Linked DNA regions of Mus musculus: all the other regions are linked to region 2. Evidence: chromatin loops called from intact Hi-C (ENCODE). Cell type or tissue: heart. All regions are shown on one strand.

Region 1 (8,000 bases), 78 kb after region 2:
TTGTAGTGATTCTCCTTTCTCAGCCTCCCAAGTTCCAAAATACAGGCATGAACTACCTACCACTTCTGAATTATCTCATTTTGTTTTACTTACTGGTATGTTCAATGGTGAGGTTCTGTGCTGGGGAATGAACCTGGGCCTTACTGTATGCTAGCAAGCACTCTTCTACTGAGCCGTATCTTTAGCTCTGGTTTCTGATTCTTATCCAGGACTTAATACCCTGGTGACCTGAGGAGTCAGATCCCAACTGTGCCCCAACATGTTGCAGCCTGACAAGGGAGACCTTGGAGAAGCAAAATATAGGAAATCAATCCAACTCAAAATTATCCTGAACCACACACTGTGCTTGAAATAATGCTGACTATAAACTCAGCAGATTTTTTTAAAAGGGGGAGATAGAGTTTATTTAGCTTATAATTCCAGGACATGGTCCATTATTATAGGAATGTTAAATCAGGAACTGAAAGCAACTACTTGTATCTAAAGTCCAAGCAGCAAGAGCACGTGCAAGATGCTACTTTGTGCTTGTCTTACTTTTCTTCGTTTTTAAGTAGTCCGGGATTGCAAAACCAGGGAGCGGAGCTGCCCTTAGTGGGCACTGTTCTTCCTACATTGATTGTCATAATCAAAATTATCCCCCACAACCCTGACCACAGGCCAACCTGATCTGGACAAACTCTCATTGGGATGCTTCCCAGGCTGTGTCTAATTTTTTGTTTTGTTTTGTTTTTGTTTTCGAGACAGGGTTTCTCTTTGTAGCCCTGGCTGTCCTGGCACTCACTTTGTAGACCAGGTTGGCCTCGAACTCAGAAATCTGCCTGCCTCTGCCTCCCGAGTGCTGGGATTAAAGGTGTGCGCCACCACGCCTGGCTAGGCTGTGTCTAATTGACAGTGATAACTGTCACACTCACTATGTCATTTTTTTTTGAATTCTGACTAATTGGTGTCAACCTGATGTTACACCTGCCCCTGGCCCCTTCCCATCTTTTCTCAGCCACCATGAGGAAAACAGATTTTACATACCCTCTCTGCTATGATCATCTGCCTCACTGTAGGCCCAAAGCAATGGGTGATATTGAGAGAAAGGCAGCTAGTTACCTTTTCATCAAGGGAGAGAAATCCCAGGAAATGGAAATTAAGTGTTTTAGGTTCAGTTTGGAGGATGTACTACCTTTCACAATAAAAAGTGGCCTTGAGGGCTTGGAGAGATGGCTCAGAGGTTAAGAGAACCGACTGCTCTTCCAGAGGTCCTGAGTTCAATTCCCAGCAACCACATGGTGGCTCACAACCATCTGTGATAAGATCTGATGCTCTCTTCTGGTGTCTTTGAAGAAAGCTACAGTGTACTCACATAAATAAAGTAAATAAATCTTTAAAAAAAAAAAAGTGGCCTTGAAGGCAACATATACATTAGCAAAGCCACAACCTACGTCGCAGAAACTAGGTTATAGAAGCATTCCTTAGTCCCATATAGAGAAAGTCAGATCTTGATTATCTCTAAAACAATGATCCATTTGGTCCAGTTACCCAGAGCATTGGGACCACCAATCAGAGACGGCCATAAAGTAACAAGGAAATGTGATCAGTGCCTTTCCAGCATGTCAAATGGCATGCGGCCTCAGCGGGTCACCACTGCATCTCCATGCAGGAGGCAGGAAAGGGTGCTGCTGCTGTGGGTCATGGGTTGTCTGCTGGCATCACCATCACTGTGCTCCAGGACTGGGATGGGAAGAGTCCAACATAGGGAACTTGGCAAGAGTCAGAAGAATAAGCTAGATCCAAAATAAAAGCTGAAGTAGTTTTATATTACTCATGTTGTGTTGTCTTAGCAAGATTCACCCTCTTTCTAGCCTCTTTTTGCACATTTCTCTCAAGAAAAATGGATTTTTTTTAAGATCTAAAAATTACCATTGTACAATTTTTGAAAACAACAACAATGTGGGGGAGGGGGGAATCATTTATTTTCTTTTCGATGCAAAAGCAAGAGGCTTATTTTCCAGCACGTTTGGGTTGACCTTCAATTAGTCCCTCAAGGCAAGTGACTAGAAGGGCCCCTGCCCCTCCCCATTCGTTTCAAATACATAATAATTAGTAAGCTATCAAATCTTTGGGGGAAATTGCTCCCCTGGCTCCACTTGCTCACTCCCATTCTTGGGGAGTGTCCCTTAATAAACCATGAGAAGGCTCAGTGGCTCAGTGGGAAGAGGAAACTTAGCACCATGCCAGCTGGATCCCAGGGACTCTCACAGCAGAAGGAGAGGACTATCCTGAGCTTGTCTGTCATACATGAACCCATGCACATACAAACAGCCCATATACAAAAATGTAAAGTACATTTTAAATGAGACCTAGTGAAGAAAATTAAAAGATAAACAAATGGAAAAAAAATCCTGGAAGCAAGGTAAATCAGAATTCAATGTTTAAAGAGGTCAAATAAGAAGCTAAACTGAAGTAGTCTCTGCCTGCTGGGTTCCTAAGAGCTGAGAATGGGGGTATTAAGCGGGCTTTATTTCAACAAAACACATTTTGTCATCTGATCCGTCCGTGACATGGGTAAGAATAAGTAACTTATGGCTGTATTCTTAAATGGTAGAAAATCCCTGGATGTGTGCTTCATTCACTTTACAATGGCAAGTTATTAAACACAGATCTATTTTCATAAAAGAATCCATCTATAACCTTATTTTAAAATAAAAAAGTTTTTAATTGAAAAATTTACATTAAAATTTTTTTAATAAACTATGTCCAAAAAAAAAAAAAAATCACTGACTGCAGAAGCAGGGAAGGGAACATAGTAATGAAGAATGGTAGACAGGAGGAAGCAAGAAGGGGCCCAAAGCCACTAACACGAGAGCCAGGGCATACAGGGTCCATCCCAATTCACAGAATAGCTCAATCCATATACAGGACGCTTGGAGCTAAAGATGAACTCTCTAAGGTGTATGCTACTCCCAAGCTAACATCAATTAGTGCCCACTGCAACAGTGACACCTCCCCTCAACTCCAGTTTCCAGAGTTCTATCTTAAAGAAATTACCAAGTACAGAGTCAGAAATATACAAGAAAGTTTATCTCCATAACTGGCAATGAAAGATTCAAAACAACCATGCTTTTGAACAGAGTGTGGAGCTACATAACCAAATAAGAGCTACTGGAAACATGTTAACATTAATATTCATTGGTCTTCTGTTGTTTTGTTTTGTCCTGAGACAAGGGTTCACGTAGCTCAAATAGTCTTAAACTTACTATGTAGCTGAAGATAAGCCTAAACTTCTAATCTTCCTGCCTCTACTTGCCAAGGGCTAGGATTATAGCCATGAGCCAGCACACTTTAGAACTTTATTTTCAAAGACTTAAAGATAAAGTAAATTACTTGGTGATGCCATATTAGCAAATGGGAAAAAAGCCAGGATGCATACAAACATCAGACACACACACAGGCATGCACACACATATGATAATTTTAACTTTATATTTAAATTTAAATATTATACATATACATATTTTAAAATACTGATATTTTTTCTTTTGAGACAGGGTCTCTTTATATACTTCTGGCTGTCCTGGAACTCACTATGTAAGCCAGGCTGTCCTTGAACTCAGAGATCTACCTGCCTCTGCTTTCCAGTACTGGGATGCTGAGATACTGGGATGGTGGAATCAAAGGTGTGTGTGCGCCACCAACCTGGCGGAATGAAGATTCTTAAGCACATCACCAAAGCCTAGCTCTGTTCCAAACGGAAGGGAGATGGACCACTGTTACTTTTCCTTTAGGCTCTTCTCTAATGAGCATGTACTCATTGTGTAATCCAGGCTAGCATCAAATCCGACATCCTCCTGCTTTTTCCTCATGCATAGAGACTACAGAAAAGTGCTATCCACACCTGGCTTTGCGTATTTTATATCAGAAAAATAGGTTTACTCTAAAATTTCTCATTGAAGATGGCAACTTTCACTCGTAGGGAAAGGCTCAAAATTTCAAGATAGACTCAGACTATAGATTCCAATCTACACAGCAATGCTCTTCTGAAAAGCTAAAAGGACATAAGTTGCACAGACTAGCTTTCCCTTTGCTGATGGCTCTCTTACACTGGACCTTGTGGGGTCTCCACTGGAGTGCATAGCAACCAGTATACCTTAATTGTCCCTCACAGTATTTCTCACTTCTTCCTATGCAAATCAGGAGGACTAGGAGAACCCATCTCTCTTGTTCCAGAAAAAAAGTTTTCTTATAAAGCTATAGAAGTGACTCAAAATTAGCTACAAATATTTTGAAACACAGGTCACAAGTCATATTAAATGACTACGTATACAAAGTTGCTCATTTCTTGAGGATGGATATAAAAACCAATCTATGAGTGCCATCTTGTGGAAGCCTGACAACTACCATGGCCAAGAACCGAGCTGGCCTCCCATTCCTCTTTGGGCTTTTTCACTGAGCTCCCACAGCCAGGTGCCGCAGGCTTTGTGATAATCTACTATATTAAACATAAATTTCCCAAAAGAAGCTGGTACTATTTGTTTATATGGATGTCTAGACTTGATCCAGAAACGCCTGAGAGGACAGGTGGGAAGGCAGGGCAGAGGGGCAGAGTGTAAAACGCACAAGTGTTTGTGGACTGCAAACCCATCCCAAAGGCTGTGGTGCAGTGTGTATGGTGTATCCATGCTATATAAGTATCACAGTACTGCCACGAGGCAGGGACTCTGCAGAAGAAGTAGTAACTCTCCCCAAAATACTTACTGATTTCATAACGTTAGTAAGAAAAGCTTCACATTTACAATCACTGAGCTTTGTGCTTTGAAGTTGTTTTATTTATCAATGTCAGATCAGTTATAAGCAACTTGGGTACAATTCCAAAATAGAACTCTTGTTGGATTCTGGGCATAAAATTCTTTTCAATCTTGTTAAGATCTTATAAAATAAGAAAGTTTTCCTAATAGTTTAGAAAAAATTCTAATTGCTAATAAATTGATTTCATACTCAAAGTAGTAGTCTAACATTTTGAAAGGTGAAACATTACCCTTTTAAACTTCTATTGTATCAGATAATTTTAGTGTCTCAGGCTCTAGGGGAGGCGAAGTCCTCATACTGAAACCTGGCCAAATGGCTCTGGGAGTGAATTAAGGACTAAGGAGAGGTTAGTATTGCATGAACATGAACACCAAAGGAAGTGGGCGCAGACTCTGAGAAATCATGGTCCTCAGAAGCAGGACAAGAGACATGCAACCAGAGGAGAGGCTGAGCCATGTGTCAAAGCTCTCCTGGGAAAGGGTCAGCGCTTGTCAGCCCAGCCAGCTGAACACCCATTTCCAGAAAAGGACTTCCCCTGGGACAGGGAAGAAGCCCATAGCAAGCTGGCCTTTGGTCCTGTATGCATTGAATGAGAACATTTTCAAGCATGTAAAATAAATCCAAGTAATACAGTTGGAATGGGCCCCAAACAAATACATATGGGAGAGCAAGAAAGATTAAAATAGTGAGGCTGAACTGGGAATAGGAAAGTGACTCTTGGGTCACTTCTTCAACTCTGGAAAAAGTTCTCCCTGGCCTGGAAAAACCAATGCAGCAGAGAGAATTACAAACGTCTTCCCAGGGCCTGACAAGTTACTTCAGAGAAGACTTCTCCCTCTTAGGAAAAGCAGAGAGGGAGAGTGAAAATGAAGGCCAAGCTTCTTTTGCACACAAAAATAGGAGAGAAAGGAGGAGAAAAGAATAGACTCCCCAACTAAACTCAAAACCATAAGCTCCCCTTCAAACAACAGCCTTGCTCCATCAGAAGTACCAGGGGATCAGTGTAGGTTAGCACTCTGAGCTGAGTTACCAGGGCTTCCCCCATTAAGAACATTAAACAGTAGGAGGTGATTTTGACCTTGGCTCCTGCTTCCTGCCTGTCCTGACCTGCAGGCAGCAGCAGTCATGACAGCTTGATGGGAAGGTCATCCCCGTACTTTCGGAGCAGCTTCTGATGGTTGTGGTCCACTGACCACTGCTGGGGCAGGTGCTTAGGCTGCATGGAGTCCAGGAAGTGCTGACGCCAGCGGCTCTCCAGCTGCATGAGGGAGCGCAGCCCACCCTCGGTGTGACGCTGTACCACCTTTAGCCCATGAGGAATATAACTTTCATTGTATATCCTGCCAAAACATGAAGTCGTAAAGGGTATAAGCTAAACAATCACTGGGCAATCTCCTAGGCAGATAAAGAGATAGACCCCAAAGGACACTGTGTTTTAAATGTTTTTAAAATATCTTTTTGTTTGTTTGTTTGTTGAGACAGGGTTTCTCTGTGTAGCCCTGGCTGTCCTGGAACTCACTCTGTAGACCAGGCTGGCCTTGAACTCAGAAATCCAACCTGCCTCTGCCTCCCAAGTGCTGGGATTAAAGGCCTGTGCCACCACGCCCGGCAAAATATCTTTTTTTAACCTCTATTTTTTTCTTTTTCTTTTTTTTTTAAAAAAGATTTATTTATTTATTATTTGTAAGTACACTGTAGCTGTCTTCAGACACTCCAGAAGAGGGCATCAGATCTCATTACGGATGGTTGTGAGCCACCATGTGGTTGCTGGGATTTGAACTTCGGACCTTCAGAAGAGCAGTCGGGTGCTCTTACCCACTGAGCCATCTTACCAGCCCCTCTATTTTTTTCTTAATGTGTAGGATACAGGCTCAAACTGGAGAGATTTGGGGGTTTTAAGTTATATTTATGGGAAGGTCATATATACTTATCTCTATAGGGAAATCTTGCCTGGCTGATGATAGGTTAGAAATATTGATCTTGTATTTGTTGGTTCGAGGCTACTCAGGGAACAACTTACTTCTCTGTAAGCCATTAATTATTAATGGCTGATTTCTCAGAATACTGGCAGACCTGGGTGTAAATTTCAAGGTGATCCACTTCTTTAGTGCCTTCTTCCTCACAGAAAGCATGTCAGACCACACTGGTAAGGAGTGTGTTGGTCACCATGAGAGTTCCTATGGCTGTCAGCTATGCAAACAGTGTACAGCAGAAGATAACACCCCCCACCCCCGGGGCCTAGTCCCCAGCTAGACAGGAAACCATGAAAACTTCTGGTACTATGTGAACAGAGCCTCCCACAACTTCACTCTACCTCCTTCAAGAAGTGAAACCACATTTCTCAAAAAAGTCCCTTGCTCCAAGCTTCTTTCCTCTCCCAACATCTATATTTCCAATCCTTCATCCTAAACTCCCCCACCAGCTCAGCAACTTTGGGCTCTCCAAACATCTGCAGGTGTTTCATATTTCCCACTGTTGTTTTGGGGTTGTTTTTTTGTTTGGGCTTACTTTTTGTTTTTGAGACAAGCTCTCTCTAGGTAGCTCTGCCTGACCAGGAGCTCATTTTGTAAGCCAGGCTGGCCTTCAACTCACCCAGATACACCTGCCTCTGCCTTCCAAATACCACCAACCCCACTAGTTTCAATCTGCCCCCAAACAGCCCGTTCTCAGCCTCAATCTATCCTCTAACTCAGCAGCCGACTTATTAGAAAGGTCTATGGTTAGCTGGACGTGGTGGTGTACTCCTGTAATCCCAGCACTCAGGAGGCAGAGGCAGACGGATTTCTGAGTTCGAGGCCAGCCTGGTCTACAAAGTGAGTTCCAGGACAGCCAGAGCTACACAGAGAAACCCTGTCTCAAAAAACCAAAAAAAAAAAAAAAAAAAAAGAGAGAGAGAGAGAGAGAGATTTGCTGATCGTGAGGTATCTGTTGACTCTATAAGATCACGTGTCAAATTAAGTGGACTTGGGACTAATGATTTTTTTATAGAGGTAAATCCTAAAATCAGCACATAAGATGAAAATAACAGCCAATTAATACCTTGGAATACCTTAATTGCCACGAAGTGGAGCACATGTGGTTCTGTGTCTCACACCTCACACCTAGGTTTGTGAGACTTGTGACCAGTGCATTCATTCGCATTTCCTGTCTCACTGCGCTAACTGTCCAGATCCACTGAATAGAAATTTGAGCATCGGCTTTCCTAT
Region 2 (8,000 bases):
TGGAAAACTCTAGTCTGGACTAGATCACTGCACACACCCATCTCCAGGCACAGCACTACTCTTCCCTCTTTTCTTCTCGTGTCATTTTAAGCGTTCCTGGGATCTCTCCTGCTCCGTGACGCCCCCTCTGACCGCTGCAGGATGCAGGGGAACTGCTGGGTCAAATGGGTAGTTCTATTTCAACTTTCAGGAACTTGCCAGACTGTTCTCTAACGTCTCTGCTTTGTTTGCCACTACCACCAGCAATGTGTGAGGGCTCCCATGTGTGTGCACCCTGACAACACTCGTTACTGTCTTTTTGATTTTGGCCATCCTTGTAAGTATGAGGTACAATCACATTTCCCAAATGATGAACCCATGAGCTATTTTTATTTGTGTGTGGCCATTTGTAAGTCTTTAAACAAATGCTCATTCAAATCCATTGTCGTTTTAAAACTTGGGCTGTTTTTCTTCTTCCTTTGTTTTCCCTTCCTCCTCTTTCCCCTCTCCTTCCTTCTCCCTCATCTTCCCTTCTTCCTTTCACCATGCAGTCTGGACTCAGGTATGATCCTCCTGCCGATATTGGGACTATAGGCACATGTACCACACCCAGGCAGGGCTACCTGCCCTCTTAGGGTTCCCTTGTAAGGACCTCATCCTTTTCTGTCAGCCCATCCTGACGAACAGCAGACACGCGGCAGAAGGCCCCTGCTCCCTCCTTTTCTTTCTTGGAGAATTCCAGTCTGTCCTGCTCCCACCAGGCTTTCCAGCCTGACCACAGACTCCCCCAGCCCAGGATCCTGTGCACCTATCACAGTGTCTTGGCTCAAACTCCCATACAATGTGACTCTTATCCCCCAGCGAGAACAAACATGACAATCATACTCCTGTTTCAGGAGAGACAGCTGGATGGGTGGGGTCTCTTAGGGGGAGCAGATCCTGAGGCCACCTGCAATGCCAGCTCAGCTCTGCAGATAGTGAAGGCTGCGAACACTGAGGGCATCTCCTGAAGGGGGTCCAGCTCCCACAGACAGGGGGTTCTCACCTCCATCACCCGCTGCAGCATTGGCTGCAGCCACTCCACATTCACCTCACAGTGACTATCCAGAAAAGTGAGAACTGTGGCTCCTGCCACATCTGCCCCACGAACCCGGGACCGGATCAGTCCTGCAAAGGGAAAGGAAGGGGCTGAGCCACCACCCTATCAATGTCACCCAAAGTCCCGGGGTCCTCACTGGTTCAGGGGCTGAGATCTCTGAGCTACCGTGGCTAGCTAGCCTCCCCTTTGTGCCTGTTTCTTTCCTCCCTTCCTGTCTCCCTCACCTTCAGTGTCACCCAGGGTCACTCAATGCTGTAGATGCAGATGGGGTGACAAGCTGAGTCAGTGACAGACCAGATGACAAAACCTATCCCTTTGAGAACCTTCATGGGTCTTTCCAGCTGCACAGCCAGATGTGACAGGGGAGAATCCTCTTGACTGAGCAGGGCTTGGGTTTGTATGCCAGCCATTCAGTCACCTTGAGTGTGTTGTTTAATCTTTCTGAGCCTCACTCGGTTTCCTTCTTTCCTTCCTTCTTCCCCCCTTCCTCTCTCTCTCTCTCTCTCCCTTTCTTCCTCCTTCCCTCCCTTCTTCCCTTCCTTCATCCCTCCTCTCTTCCATCCCTCCCTCCTTTCCTTCCTTCCTTCCCACCCTCTTCCTTTCTTTTCTTTCTACAGTCCTGAGGATCAGACACAGGGTCTTGTACATGCTAGATAAACACTCTTCCATTGAGCTACATCCCCACCCCTAAGCCTCAGTTTCTTTCTTACTTATAAGACTAGAAGCCACCATAACGCAGTCACATCAAACAGTAGAGCAAGGTAGCCTGGAACCAGAGGACCCCATACATTAAGTTCTTCTGTCCCCTACCTTCATTTCCTAGTGCTTTTCACTAACTGCTCACTAACTGGCTTTGCCGTTGGACATTCTGCTGAGGGCTCTCGGTGGGGAACTGTCTGTCAGGATAGCAGAGACCTAGCTGGTTCTGCCCAGGCCAGAGCAACCACCCACGTCCTGTGAGCTGTGGGAAGGGATGGGCCCCCATGCTGAGACCTCTGGATATAGGTCACTTTCTGGAGACATTTCCCTGGCCACACCCCTATCTCTATCTGACTGGCCAGCAGTCCAAAAGGCCTAAGCCTTACCTTTCTTCTGAAAGGAATAGAGAAAACATGTGACCATAAATTTTCATCCACTATTGGCAAAACCCTAGGACAACATCTTCCCAAGCGTGATGATAACCTCTACTGTGTAGTGGCCAGAGAGACATTTCTCTTCAGCCTCTTCCATGATAGTCTGAAGATTTCACTCACTGATATCCTTATGGCTTAAATGGCCTTTCTTATATAATATCTATTACATATTTCTCTCACTGTAAAAGCTTTGTGGCTCCCTGCTATCTACCTTATCAAGTCTAAGAATGTTCTGCCTGCCTGCTGCCTTCCTTCCTTTCTTTCTTCCTTTCTTTCTTTTCTCTTTCTTTCTTTCTTTCTTTCTTTCTTTCTTTCTTTCTTTCTTTCTTTCTTTCTTCCTTCCTTCCTTCCTTCCTTCCTTCCTTCCTTCCTCCCTCCCTCCCTCCCTCCCTCCCTCTCTCTCTCTCTCTCTTTCTCTCTCTCTCTCTTTCATTTGTTTGTTTGTTTGTTTTTTGAGATAGGGTTTCTCTGTATAGCCCTGGCTGTCCTGGAACTCACTCTGTAGACCAGGCTGGCCTCGAACTCAGAAATCCTCCTGCCTCTGCCTCCCAAGTGCTAGGATTAAAGGCATGCACCACCACCTTTCAAGGTCTGCTTTCACATCAGGCCACCCAGTCTCTGCCTTGCTGGCCAGGCCTGGATTCTCACAGGGAGAAGAACACATAGAGAGAGACTAAAAGACTGGCCTTTGAGTGTGTCTCCCAAGCTGGAATCCTGGCTCCTCCATTTACTACCTTTGGAAAATTACAGACCCTCTTGGCACCGCGGTTCTCTGTGGGCAGAACAGGAGCAATGGCTGTCATGCCTAAGGACAAGCATGTCAGCAGAGCCGATGTCTGCCACTGCCCTCCAGGGAGAGGGGCTGCTAGCACCAGCATTTGTCTACCTGTCAGCTCCCGCCTTTGACTGCACTGTGCTTGGCCTGCCACGCCCTCCCTTGCTCCCCATCACCCGTGTCTTGAGATGCCTGCTACTTTCTCTATATTGAGGCCTATTTCTCCCACCCCCCATTGAGGCCCACTCCACCTCAGAAGACCCTCCTGCTCACCCTACTCCCTCTCCTCCATCACCACAATATTCACAGAAACACAACTGTGGTGAGGGTCACTCTGACCCCCTTGGGTACATATTAAACATTCCTAGGACAGGAACTGTGCTTGGAACTTCTCTTGCGTCTTCTAAGCTTTTAGACAGCACACTGTGCTACCACTGATGCTCCGACACACTCCTTGGTCGGTCACACCTTTCTCCTTCCCTCCCATTTTCTTGGGGCTTTGCATCACAAGACTCTTGTTCATCCTTATAGCAACCCTGTAAGGCAGAAGAATGCCAGCGCGGTCCCATTTCTCAGAAGAAAGAAGCAAGTCAGACTGAAGGGTCTTAGGACAGTGTCCAGCACAGGAGTCCGGAGGTAGAAGACCACCAGGACACAGACCTAGCGCTCACCTTCCCGTTTGTCATTGCGAAGGCACTTGACCTTGGGGATCCTGGTCAGAAGCAAACAGTCTTCAGCTGGGGGCAGAGGGGAGGAAGGCAAGCTCATTTAGTTATGGGCATCGGATCATACTGGCTATCATGGCTGAAAGACAGCCCACTCCTCCTGGGTTAATTGAGGACCATTAGTGTCTATGAACCCAACTCTACCCTAGGGGGCACCAGAGAGCACCTGGCATATTGAAAGGGGATCTTTTATGTCAGGTGTGTGTGTGTGTGTGTGTGTGTGTGTGTGTGTGTGTGTGTGTCGTCTATCTGTCTGAGTACACTTGCTCATGTGTATAGGCATGGAGGCCAGAGGTCAACCTCAGGTGTCTCTCTCTTTATTCTTTACCTCGTTGCTTCTTTTTCCAAGACAGGCTCTCTACCTCTCTTGCCTTGGAGTTCATAGTTTTGGTTAGACTACCTGGCCAGTGAGGCACCCACCATCCACCCACACCCTTTCACTTCCCTGAGCACTGGCTGACAGATGCACCCTCTGTCACTTGACTTTCGACATGCGTGCTGGATATCTGAGCTCAGTTCTTCATGCTTGTAGAGCAAGCACCTTCTCTACCCAGGCATCTCCCTACCCCCTTGCTTCAGTTTGTTTGTTCGTTTGCTTTTATTTTTGTTTTTAATGTCATCTCACAGGTGTATCATTTCAACAACGCCACTCTTGCCCTTTGTTGGGTTCCAGGGTAGGGAAATCATCCCAGAAAAGACTAACGATTCCCTGCTTGACAGAGGTCCATGTGTGAGAACCAGGATGGCAGCAGAGAGCTCATCTCAACAACTGGGGGAGCAGCCAGGACGGGGGGCATGGAGAGGCAGATGAAGAGAAGATGAGTACTTACGATCCGAACTGAAGTCATCCACTAAAATGATCTCCTGGATCAAGCTGGCAGGAGTTCGGTTCAGGACGCTGGAACAGTAGTGGGCACAGAAAACGAGCCTGCAGTCAGCCTTTCTTACACATCCCTGTAAAAGCCTCTCTCACCACGGAGGCTCCTGCCCACCCCCACGACTGGGATGGGGCGCCTGTCTCTCTCTGAGAAAGGATACCCAGGCCTCATCACTCCAAGCACTGTCTCTGGGTACTCCTTCCTGAGTCCCACTTGCATCTAAGTGTACTGCGGAGGTGGCATGTGTGCAGGAGGGGAATATCTCTCTGATGGTTACCAGGAACCTGCTGGGCTGATACCCAGCTTGCCCTGCCTGCCCAGGCTCCACTCAGAGCCTGCTGCAATGTCTACCTTCTTGGATTTGACCTTGGGTTTGACTTCTTGCTTTTGACCTCTTGTGTCTCCCAAAAGATTCACCAGATCTAGCTTCTTGGACAAGACTTAGCCTCCTAGAGCTTGCCTCCACAGTGTCTACACAGAAACTAGTCAGAAACTCCCTGGCCACCAAAGACCCCCACGGGACAGAGCCACTGAGATGACAGCCCATAAGGATGAGGGGATTACCTCTTCACTGTGCGCAGGAGTGTGGAGCGAGCCTCGTTGTGGAAGGTGATGATGACACTGGTGGCCGGCAGGTCCGAAGAATAGGACAAGGATGGGCAACTGAGAAAGGACGGGAGTCAGAGGTGAAGGGGGTCAGAGGTGAGGGGGTTCAAAGGCAAACAGTATTGGCATGCCTGGACCGCTAAGTGCTTTTCTATACCCACTTTGCTGTGCCCTGGGACAGACAGCTCTGTAATGCAGAAGGAATTCTCAAAGCTAGGATAGAGCCTGCCTCCTACAACATGACGTTCCATCCCACAGGGGCCCAGCACCCACTTGCTACCTGGCCTGGGGTCTAGGAAGGAAATTGCAGATTGAGGAGTCGTCCTAAGCCTGGGGGTTCTTTGCCAAAGACCTAAAGTACCACCACACACATGCACACATGCACTGACTTCTGGGAAGGTTTAGGGTCTATGTGTAGGCTCCAGGATACAGCCAGGAGCCAAAGCATGAGGCTACTGCTGCTGAGGCAGACCGGTGGGGCGAGGTAGATGGGTTGGGGAGAAAACCACCTTCCTTTTGCCTTCTCACATCCTGATGCTTTTTCTTCCCTGTCTCCCAGCTCTGGTAGGATCTGGCCAGAAATTCCTCCCACTCTGCCTGCAGGGTGGGGGTGGAGGGACTTCCCTCCCACTCTCTATAGCACTAACAGCCCTGCAAGAGCTATCAGGCGGAGGCAAGCCTGCAGGACAACAGCTTCCCAGAAGACACTGAGGGCAGTCCCTGCCACTCTGCTCCCTCTTCTGCAGCCCCGGGGTCCCCCAACCTGTCTTTGGATCCCCGGCTCCCTCTCATCTCAGCAAAGGGAATTAAAACCGTCATTCCCACCGGCCTTCCTTCCTATCTATCGCTCCTGTGAATGCATTCATTCCTGGCTCCAAACCGCTGGAAGGCAGGCGCCCGCCTCCGCTGGTTTTCCTAAGCGATGTTCTTTATTACAATCGCTCCACACTACTCCAGCGATGACTATTTTTTTCATTACAGCGTTCACCCCACTGACAGTAGCTCACAGTGTGAATTCCCAGGCCCACATCCTGCCCTGCAGAGAGGCCAGGTCAGGCAGGCGGGGAGTCCCACTGCTTGTGTGGGGAGGGCTGTGGGGGGAGGGTCTCTCTTCTGCTCCCAGAAGCCAGGCTCCCAAGGGGAATACAGTTCTACAGAGTCCCAGTTCTTTGTCCTTGTCCCCAGATGTCATGTCTAAGGAGAGAAGCTAGATAATAATGTTTTTCTCTCCTTGTAGGAGGCAAACCTCCTACACTTGTCTGAAGGGTGGACTTGAACTTCCCCCGCACCTACATTCTTCTGGGATTTAGATGGCGGGTAGAGCTAGCTACCCAATTCCCAGGAGCCAGGAGTTGTTCAAGAGGCTGTCCCATGTCTATATTGGGAAGGTTTGCTCATGTTCTCAACAAGTCTGCCTTATGTCATTTCCCACTCTGACAGTAGCATCCCAGCCAGAGGCCAGGACCAGGAGCTAGCCTGCAGCATGGAGTCCAGTGGAAGCTGTATCTGGGGAAGGCAAGGTTTGCAGGAGCACATTGGCTTTACCAGGCTGGTACCTCCTATGCTCCCCCTGCGACAAGTGTGCATGTGCGTGCACACACACACACACACACACACACACACGTTGATCTACTTCAGCCCTCTGAGAGGATTTAGCAGTAGCACATGGCACCTCACCAACCCACCACAGCCCTGGGTGTGCAAAGCCCCCAGCAGTGTTCCCCCTTTTAGTATCTCAGCAAATACACGAGGAGAGCCAAGGTAGGTTGAGGTGGGAAGGTGGACACAGATGATCTAGGCCAAGCCCTCAGTTGACATATGAAGTCAGGACATAGATTCCCCTAGGTCCTGAGGACTGAGTTAGCCATGATTAGGGCTGTCCACTGAAGGTCTTGAAGAACAGCAGTACATGAACCTACCATTGCTTGCAGTAGAGAGAGAGAGGAAGCTGCCCTCAAGCTGACTGACAAAGGACTTAAATGTTGGTTTGCTAGCACCTGTAATCTCAGCATTTGAGAGCTGAGACTGGGAGAGAATCAAAGTTTAGGGCTAGCCTGGAGTACATACAGTGAATTCCAGGCCAGCCTATGCTATACTGTAAAACCTGGTCTTGCACATACTTCACACACACACACACACACACACACACACACACACACACACACCCTGCCACACACATCAAGAAAAAGAAAAGAAGGAAATAAAAACATAGGAATATCACATGCTGACTGAAGGGCAGATGAGGCCAGGCATGGGGGTTGGGGGGGGGCAGGGGTTCTGCAGAAGGAGTAGAATGTTTCTGATGATGGCAGGTGATGGCAGGAAGAGATAAGAGGTGATAGCACATACTCGAGATAGGACACATCAGACTGAACCCAGGAAGAGAGCTGCTGACTTGCCTTGTGAGTCCAGTCACACCAAGCAGGGACTGACTGGTGGAAGGCTTCTCTGGCCCTGGTCTAGGACCTTGCCCATCTCCCACAGGAGAAGAACAAGGATCAAGACCGGGATGCTTTTACAGGAGATGCTGGGGCCAGGGAAGGAGGCAAGAAAAGGATGCCACGCCGGGCATGGTGGCGCACGCCTTTAATACCAGCACTCGGGAGGCAGAGGCAGACGGATTTCTGAGTTCGAGGCCAGCCTGGTCTACAAAGTGAGTTCCAGGACAGCCAGAGCTACACAGAGAAACCCTGTCTCGAAAAACCAAAAACCAAAAACCAAAAAAAAAAAAAAAAAAAAAAAAAAAAGAAAAGGATGCCAAGGGGCGTTCACAGCCTTTTACTGTTTAAAGAGGGAAGGGCTGGA
Region 3 (8,000 bases), 420 kb after region 2:
TGAGAGCTGAAAAAGCGCCCGGGCCATAGTGATGGTCACAATTTCATAAAAGTATGTATTTTATAAGAATAAAGTGAAGGCCTGGAACTGTAATATCCAAAATGAATTCAAAACCACCCAGTACTTTCCCCCTTCAAAAAGGACTTCCCAAACTGTCCTTGCAGGCCAAGTGCAGAGCCAGATAAGGAAGCTGGCTGACTAAACAAATGTAAAAACAGAGTTTTAGTGGTCAAAATGATTAAGCCTGCAGCTACCAAAACAATATTAGCTGTTCTCAAGAGAAATAACAATAACAAGATTAGCAATTCTCCTGCCCCCTGCCCCACACTGAATTCTGACAAAGACCACAAACCACCCTGACCTTGTTGCAAGAATTCCCCTGACGTTCGTTAATAGCTGTGACGTTAATGTACTATTACTTTGCTGACCAAATCATAATAACCCACCATGGGGGCAGGCAAAGTGAGTCACTAGGCCAAAGGGTTACTTAGTCACTATACAAACCAACCAATGACACCAATGAGAACCCTGTTGCTCAAATCTGCCCCTTACAAAGGTATAAAAAGTGTGTTCTTTCTTTGTTCTTGGTCTCTCTCCTCTGGCCTGCATGCCGAGAGGGGAGTCCCCAACATGTTGGATCAATAAAATTCCTCATGCGGTTTGCAGCGATGGCGGCGGTCTCTGTGGTCTTTCTGAGTAAGGGTCTTTTTTTTAAAAAAGATTTATTTATTTATTTATTATATGTAAGTACACTGTAGCTGTCCTCAGACACTCCAGAAGAGGGCGTCAGATCTCGTTACGGATGGTTGTGAGCCACCATGTGGTTGCTGGGATTTGAACTTCGGACCTTTGGAAGAGCAGTCGGGTGCTCTTACCAACTGAGCCATCTCACCAGCCTGAGTAAGGGTCTTTTGACGAACTCCAACAGAACTTGGTAAAACAATAGCAAAGCAAACAACAACAACAAAACAAACAACAAACAAACAGAAACCCACCTCTTCAAATGGAAAGTGTCCCCACAGGATTCTGAATTTAATGAGCCACAGTGTGCTGAAGCACTTAACTAGATCTGCTCCTCAACTTGGAAGTCACTGGTGTCACCTTTCCGCACCCTACCACGTCTGCACAAGGTCCTTCCTAATTCAAGCTTACGTGATTTCAATACTCATACCCAGCAAGGGAAGTGGGACACACCCAATAATACAAAAATCAAGGCTCACGGTTAACTTGGTACTTTGTTTGGGAATTAGAATGGTGTCTTCTTGCCCATCCAGAATATTTTGTCTAGAAGAACACCTACAAGGCTCTACTGAAGGCAAAGTTTCACTTGGTAAAGTGAGAAGGGGCGGAGCCTAGCCTGGCTACAGAGAGATGGGGATGAACCCAGTGTGGCTACAGAGGGAACGCAGTAGGAATACAGAGGGTTAGAGCAGAGGTTCCCAACCTTCCTGATGCTGTCACCTTTAATACAGTTCCTCATGCTGTGCTGACCCCTAACCGTACAATTTCTTGCTACTTCATAACTATAATTTGCTACTACTATGGATTCATAATGTAACTATGTTTCTGATGGTCTTAGGCAACCCCTGTAAGAGGGTCCTTTAACCCACAGGTTGAGAAACACTGGGTTGGTTAGAGACTTCATTAGCTTGGCCAAATTCAAACACGAAGGGAAAGAAAATGGCTGCGTGGAGAGGCCTGACAGCCCAGCCCGGACCTTTCTGTTGACAAGTGGGGACCTGGAGTGTGTTTCTAACCTACCAGTAGGTAGGCTATGGCAGAGCTAACCCCATCTCCTGGAAAGCTCAATGCACGCTACACAATAGCAAAGTTTGAAGCCAAAGCAAGTGAGAGGATAGAAGAGAGCCAGCAGGAGTCTTTGGGTTTCATAGAAGATCAGGACCAGATGATAAAATAGTTCATCAATGGCCCAACCCAGTGACAGCTGTGACACTCTATAATCACCGGTTAGAATCCTAACCAAAGCTGGTGAAGCCAGGACCGTTTACTGGCTTAAATAACTGATGTATCAGGGTAATGCTGGTTTCCCATAATGCTCAGGCAGGAGTCAAGCAACAGAGCAGGGTTTCATTCTCTCTGGTTTGACCCCATTCTCAAATACCTCTCTCCCCAAGGTGGCAAGATGGCAGCTGCTAACTCTAGCTTCCCCAACTTTCCATGGCTAGTAAAGAAACACATGGGGGTGAGGGGAGTGATATCCACTGTGGGCATGCAATAAGGCAACCCCAAACAGAGCATAGGATTTGCTTGTAGGCTTGGCCTCACTTAGGTCCTGTGCACATCTTACAGTGGGGTGTGCAGCCCCATCCCAGCCACGTGGATTCACGGCAACATCTTAGGGCTCTGCAAGCAGCCAAAAGATGTTCAAAGGCCAGCATGTACCACAGATACCCACAGTGACGGGGGATGAAGGGATTTCTGTCCTGGGCCAGAGGCTGTGGCTGGAGGAAAGGGGAGCTGGGACTGGGTGGACAGCTATAGGGAGCCTCCAGCTGCTACCACAACGCCTGTACCTTCGTACAGGCCCATAGGGGAGCACAGAAGACACCCAGTCTGAGGACCAGCAGGCTCCTTCAGGGATGGGGTATGAGTGCCTCCACGTGCTTACATCAGGGATTGGTTGGTTTCTCACTGTGTCCCTATTCATAGTCCAGTCCAGCTGTCTACTGTGGTAGCTCATAGCTCACCATTATCCACCACTGGCTGGCTACCTGTCTGTCCCTCATTCTCTTTCCATGTCTGCCTCTTAACCTCCCACATAGACCTCATGTAGTGGTGGATGCCCAAATGGACATATTGACCATTCTCCAGGTTCTGCTTGGAGAGTGGCTATCACTGGGAACCTCTGTCTAGCTCCTGAGATGGGAACCCAGTCCTTCCAAGTGCTAGAATGGTTTGATTCTGCAGGGTGGGAAGCCATTCCTGGAGCCTGGTTGAGGTGGGAACCCTGAGAGTCTAGAAGGAGCTACCACCCCACCTCCCCCGAGGCTTCCTGTATATTTTTCCACACATACCCCAGCTGGAAGGGTGGAGAATGGTAGCCTGTGCAGACAGAAAGTGGGGGGGTATTTTGGTGTGCAGTTGTGTGGCACTGCAATGACCAGTAAACTGTCACTGGGCATGTGTGGGAGACCCTAGGCTTAGGAACAAAATTGTTACTTTATAATTCGAGGCATTGGGAAAACTGGGTTTTAAAGAAAAGTATTTTAGGGTATTATATAAACTGTATTTTAATAAGCTGTGTGTGGACTTGTAGGCTTTATCTTAAGTTACAGTAGTCATAAAGGACTTCTTGAAGGAGGGTGCACATCAGCGGAATGCTGCGGCAAAGTGAGAAGCCTATGTAATTCTCAGCCAGCTTGCCTTCCACACAACTGGGGAAGAAAATGCTGTTTTAGAAGTGTTTTTTAAGATAAGAAAGATAACTTAAAAATAAAAGAGAATCCCAGCACTAGGAAGTCAGAGGCAGGTCTAGCGCTCGCTCTTAAGTTCAAGGTCAGCCTGAGCCACCTGGGGGATTCTAGGTTAGCTAGAGCTACATAAAGAAACCCCCGTTTAAATAAACAACCAACCAAGCAAACGAATGAATGAATAAAAATAAATGACCAATTTAAAAATAAAAGATAGGCAGATGCTGCCCTCTAGTGGCCAGATGTAAAATTACAGCTTTTCATAGAATGGAAAAGTGCAGCCAATCTACCCATTTGGAGGACTTAGAACAGGTCCCAGGATTGTGAGTGACTATGTACAGCCGTAGCACAGAGTGGCGACAGAAGCACCTAGGCCCATTAGTAGGAAAAGAATGGCTACCAAGCGTTAAGCACTTACTTTATGTTGGTCTAAGACAAGTGTTTTACACTTGCTCTAACTTTACACTTATCATTATTATCCTATTTTATGTTTGGTGTTTTTGAGACAGGGCCTCCATATGGCCCTGGCTGTCCTGGAACTTACAATGTAGACCAGGCTGGCCTTAAACTCGTAGAGATCCACCTTCTTCTGCCTCCAGAATGCTGAGGTTAAAGGTGTCAGCTGCTATGCCCAGCTTCTTACCCTTATTTTAAGAGACGAGGACCTAAGGCCTTGACTTCTCACATCTGGGGTCTCACTGATCCAAAAAGCAAAATGTGTTCATCTTAGTAATGGTTCTGAAACTTCAGATTTAAACAGGATTTTAAACAAGCAGGGTCCTAGGCTCTGTCCCAGAGATTCTGAGGGTGGGTTTAAGAGGGGCAGACTACGGATTTGTCCCTTGAATGTTCTAGGTTGGCGCAATAACCAATCTAAACGAGTTTATATCTACACTTTGAGACAACATAGATTAAAAACTCAGCATTACTAAAAGGGACTTTTTTCTGGACATAAACAAGAACTTTCAAATAGTCATCTCTCTCTCTCTCTCTCTCTTCATATATACATATTATACGAGTACACTGTAGCTGACCTCAGACACTCCAGAAGATCCCATTACAGATGGTTGTAAGCCACCATGTGGTTGCTGGGATTTGAACTCAGGACCTTCAGAAAAGCAGTCAGTGCTTTTAACCGCTGAGCCATCTGTCCAGCTCCGACTCATATATTCTTTTTAAAAATGTGTATTTGCCAGATGGAGGTGGCACATGGCTTTAATCCCAGCACTTACTTGGAAGGCAGAGGCAAGCGGATCTCCAAGTTTGAGGCCAGCCTCATTTACAGAGTGAATTCCAGGACAACCAGATCTACACAGAGCAGTAACCCTGTCTGAATTTTTTTTTTAACTTTATGTTTGTTTTGCCTGCATGTATATATAAAGTGCACTGTGTGCATACGGTGCCTCTGAGAAGACCAGAATAGAGGGTTGGAGCTCCTGAACCTGGAGTTACAGACTGCTACGAGCCACCATGTGGGTGCTGGGGATCTAATCTGGGTCCACTGGAAGGAAAGCCAGTGCTCTTATCCACTGAGTCATTTCTCCAGTGGCCTCCTCCTCGCCCTCCCCCTTCCTTGACATGCCTTCCCCCTCCTCTTTTCTTCTTATCAGGGGTCCTGAGCCTGCTTCTTGCTGCCATTCGATCATGTGATTACATGGTTCTCCTCATGTGAATTTAGCACCTTGGTGATGTGGGGCACCTTTGTGCTGCTGGCAAAGGTCTTAATGGTCCGGCACAGCATGTCTGTTGGGCTCAAATGCCCCATCTGCCATGAATAGGCTGCAGTGGGAGGGAGTGGGGGGGTGTGGAGCTGCAGGGCTAGCATCAGCTCCTGGGGCAGCTGATTCCTAGGAACCATCCAGGGAGCAGGGAAGAGCTCTGGCTGGCTGTTTGTGAGCTAAGTCCTGGTGACCATGGGTCTGCTCTGTGGGGAGCTCACAGGATGCCTTCTCCACAGAGAAAGGAGTCCATGAATGTAAGCCCAGGTTCTCTCAGGGCCTCAGAAGTCAGGGCAGCAGCATGCCAACTTTGGGGAAGGTTGGCAACAGGGAGGCCAGCCACTTCATGGTCCTGTCATTCCACATTTGGGGAACTTTCAGCTGAGCAAGGCACAAAGACAAGGGTAGGAAGTCCCCTGGGCAGTGGCCACAGGCCTAATGGTTTCCCAGGCTCAAGGCCTCTGAGGCCTCTGTCTGGTCCTTTAGGGACTGGAGGAAGACAGACCCAAGCTTTGAGGAGCAAAGATTAAGCCGTCTCAGCCGTGTGGGAAGGGATTGGCTCTGTGACTGGGTCCTGCCAACCCTGGCCCTCAGCTCAGGAACCTGGGCTTCAAAGGCCTGTGACTTAGGGAAGGGCCTGTGCCTCTGTGAGGCTTCTATGAGGTGTGTGTGTGTGTGTGTGTGTGTGTGTGTGTGTGAGAGAGAGAGAGAGAGAGAGAGAGAGAGAGAGAGAGAGAGAGAGAGAGTCAGCTCCCGAGGCTGCCCAGGGAGGAAAGCTGTGCATAAGAGAATGAGCAGAAATACCAACGGTGTGTTTGCAATTCTTTTTTACATGTTGCACCTCTCTCTCTCTCTCTCTCTCTCTCTCTCTCTCTCTCTCTCTCTCTCTCTCTCCCTCTCTCTCTCTCTCTCTCTCTCTCTCCTGTCTTTGGCAGTTGTTAGATTGGAAGTTTCATATGCAAACTCAACTCTGGGAGCAGAGGGTGAATAATTCTGGAGCCATGTGTCCATGAGTGGGTCTGGGATCAGAGGCCGCTCCAGTTGCATAGTGTCCAAAGAGGAGGCTGGCCTGCAAGATGACTTGCTCCCAAATGCCAGGAGGACATCATTCTTTCTAGGGTCAGCAAGGACTCTTCATACCCCACCCTATGCCCATAAGGCCCTCCCAGACTCCTTTGCCTGAGCATTTTTTTTCCCTCTCACAATTTCTCTTCTTCCTTTTTTAAAGATTTGTTTTATGTCAGGTGGTGCCCACCTTTGATCCCAGCACTCAGGAGGCAGAGGAAGGCAGATCTCTGTGAGCCTGAGGTCAGCCTGGAGTTCCAGGACAGGACAACCAGGGCTACACAGAGAAATCCTGTCTTGAAAACCAAAACCAAATCAAACCAAACCAAGCGCCAGAACTTTTCTATCAGGACAGGGAGGAGCGAAGCTTTTCCTTGCAACCCATGGTGTCCCGGTGAACTCGCCACAGCAACGGGCAGGATAACAAGAGAAAACACACAGCACACTGACTTATCAAACTTGTATGTGACATGGAGACCTTCAGAAACAGGCACTCGAAGGCTCAGTTAAATTATGAGGGAAATAGTTCGACGAGAAAGGTGTCTGAGTAACGATAATTGTGTTACCCAGTATTCTATCCCTGTGATGAAACACCAGAGACAGACAATTTAATCTGAGGAAAGGGCCGTGTAGTCTCGAGGGCCTCAGCTGTGATCATGTGCCTGGCTGCTTTGGGCCTGCCGTAGCATGGTATGGTGTAGGAGGAGGACTCAGCTCACAATGTTGGGTAACAGGGGATGGAGTAGAAGGGGTCAGGGTCCCAGGTTCCCCTTCAAAGGCACAGCCTTAATGTCCCAACTTCCTCCCCAGGTCCCTACCTTCAAATCGTCATGTTCTATCATGTCCCCAAGAGCACAGCAGGCTAGAGACCAAGCCTTCAATATGCAAGCCCTTTGGGGGAGGCTCAAGATCCATAATATACCCACCTGTTATACATAATAAATGGGGGGGGCAGATAGGCTTCTCTGTTCTGATTCTTCTTGCCCACTCTGCCCCATCATAGGCAAGAAGCAAGATTCTGTGGAATGAGAATCTGATAGCCTGGTGTCAGGAGAGGTAGGGCAGAGGAGCGGCCTTTCTGGGTCTTGTGACTTATTTTAGGGAGAGGGTTTCCAGTTTTCTATGGCTTGGGGAAGAAATGGGAGGAGAGAGGAGGATGGCATGAGACTCAGACACTTCTTGCTTCTGAGGTCCTTCCTATCTTTAGTTCCGTGTGGTCAGCATGCTAAGGCGCCACCTGCTGGTGTATTGTAGGAGTAGCTACGTTTGATATCGATAAGAAGTTATAAGAATAAGTTATAAGAAACACACGTGCATGCCTTTAATCCCAGCACTCAGGAGGTAGAAGGAGGTGGATTTTTGTGAGTTCAAGGCTAGCCTGGTCTACAGAATGAGTTCCAGGACAGCCAGGGCTCTACAGAGAAACCCTGTCTTGAAAAACAAAACAAAACAAAACAAAACGAAAAAAAAAAAGAAAGAAAAAATAATAATACAGGAAGAAACACGTGTTCAGTGTTTTCTTCTGAGGAGTGCAGTCATGTGATTTTAACTTTTCAAGAAAAGTATTTGTGTGTGTGTGTGTGTGTGTGTGTGTGAGAGAGAGAGAGAGAGAGAGAGAAAGCATGCTATAGGAGGACAACTTTGTGAACTTGGTTCTCTTCTTCCTCCTTTACCCGTGTCCTTGAGATCAAGCGCAGACCACCAGGATTGCAAGGCAAACACCTTTGTACATGGAACCATCTTTCCCACCATACGTTTTTTTTCAAGAGGTTTCTTTCTTTCTTTC

What was found. Hi-C counts contacts between places; a loop is a spot of excess contacts. Peaks named below come from ENCODE experiments on the same cell type or tissue, not always from the same donor. Only the 100,000 strongest peaks of a DNase experiment are listed, where the experiment ranks them.
Region 1: it touches region 2 in a loop (2.1-fold over the local background); 7 of 42 quality-filtered maps call a loop at or near these places.
Region 3: a loop joins it to region 2, with 4 times the contacts of the local background. A loop is called at or near these places in 4 of 42 quality-filtered maps.

Annotation. Positions count from the first base shown.
Region 1 is chr12:80,494,915-80,502,914 of GRCm38, reverse strand. Exd2 (exonuclease 3'-5' domain containing 2) reads right to left here. Exons shown (of 9, transcript NM_133798.3): 9 at 4,780-6,134. The coding sequence ends at 5,918. Among named protein-coding and RNA genes, the nearest start is that of 2310002D06Rik, 8.3 kb to the left of the region's middle. In heart, CTCF peaks have their summits at 4,378 (motif pointing left) and 6,483 (motif pointing right); no DNase peak of the experiment used is centred here.
Region 2 is chr12:80,573,111-80,581,110 of GRCm38, reverse strand. Galnt16 (polypeptide N-acetylgalactosaminyltransferase 16) reads right to left here. Exons shown (of 15, transcript NM_001081421.2): 3 at 5,154-5,252; 4 at 4,542-4,609; 5 at 3,658-3,723; 6 at 1,025-1,146. Among named protein-coding and RNA genes, the nearest start is that of Gm23817, 46 kb to the left of the region's middle. In heart, a CTCF peak has its summit at 3,836 (motif pointing right); DNase peaks (open chromatin) are centred at 6,230 and 6,590; H3K4me3 peaks cover 998 bases; H3K27ac peaks cover 1,797 bases.
Region 3 is chr12:80,153,611-80,161,610 of GRCm38, reverse strand. No RefSeq gene overlaps it. Among named protein-coding and RNA genes, the nearest start is that of 2310015A10Rik, 25 kb to the right of the region's middle. In heart, CTCF peaks have their summits at 3,674 (motif pointing left) and 7,457 (motif pointing left); no DNase peak of the experiment used is centred here.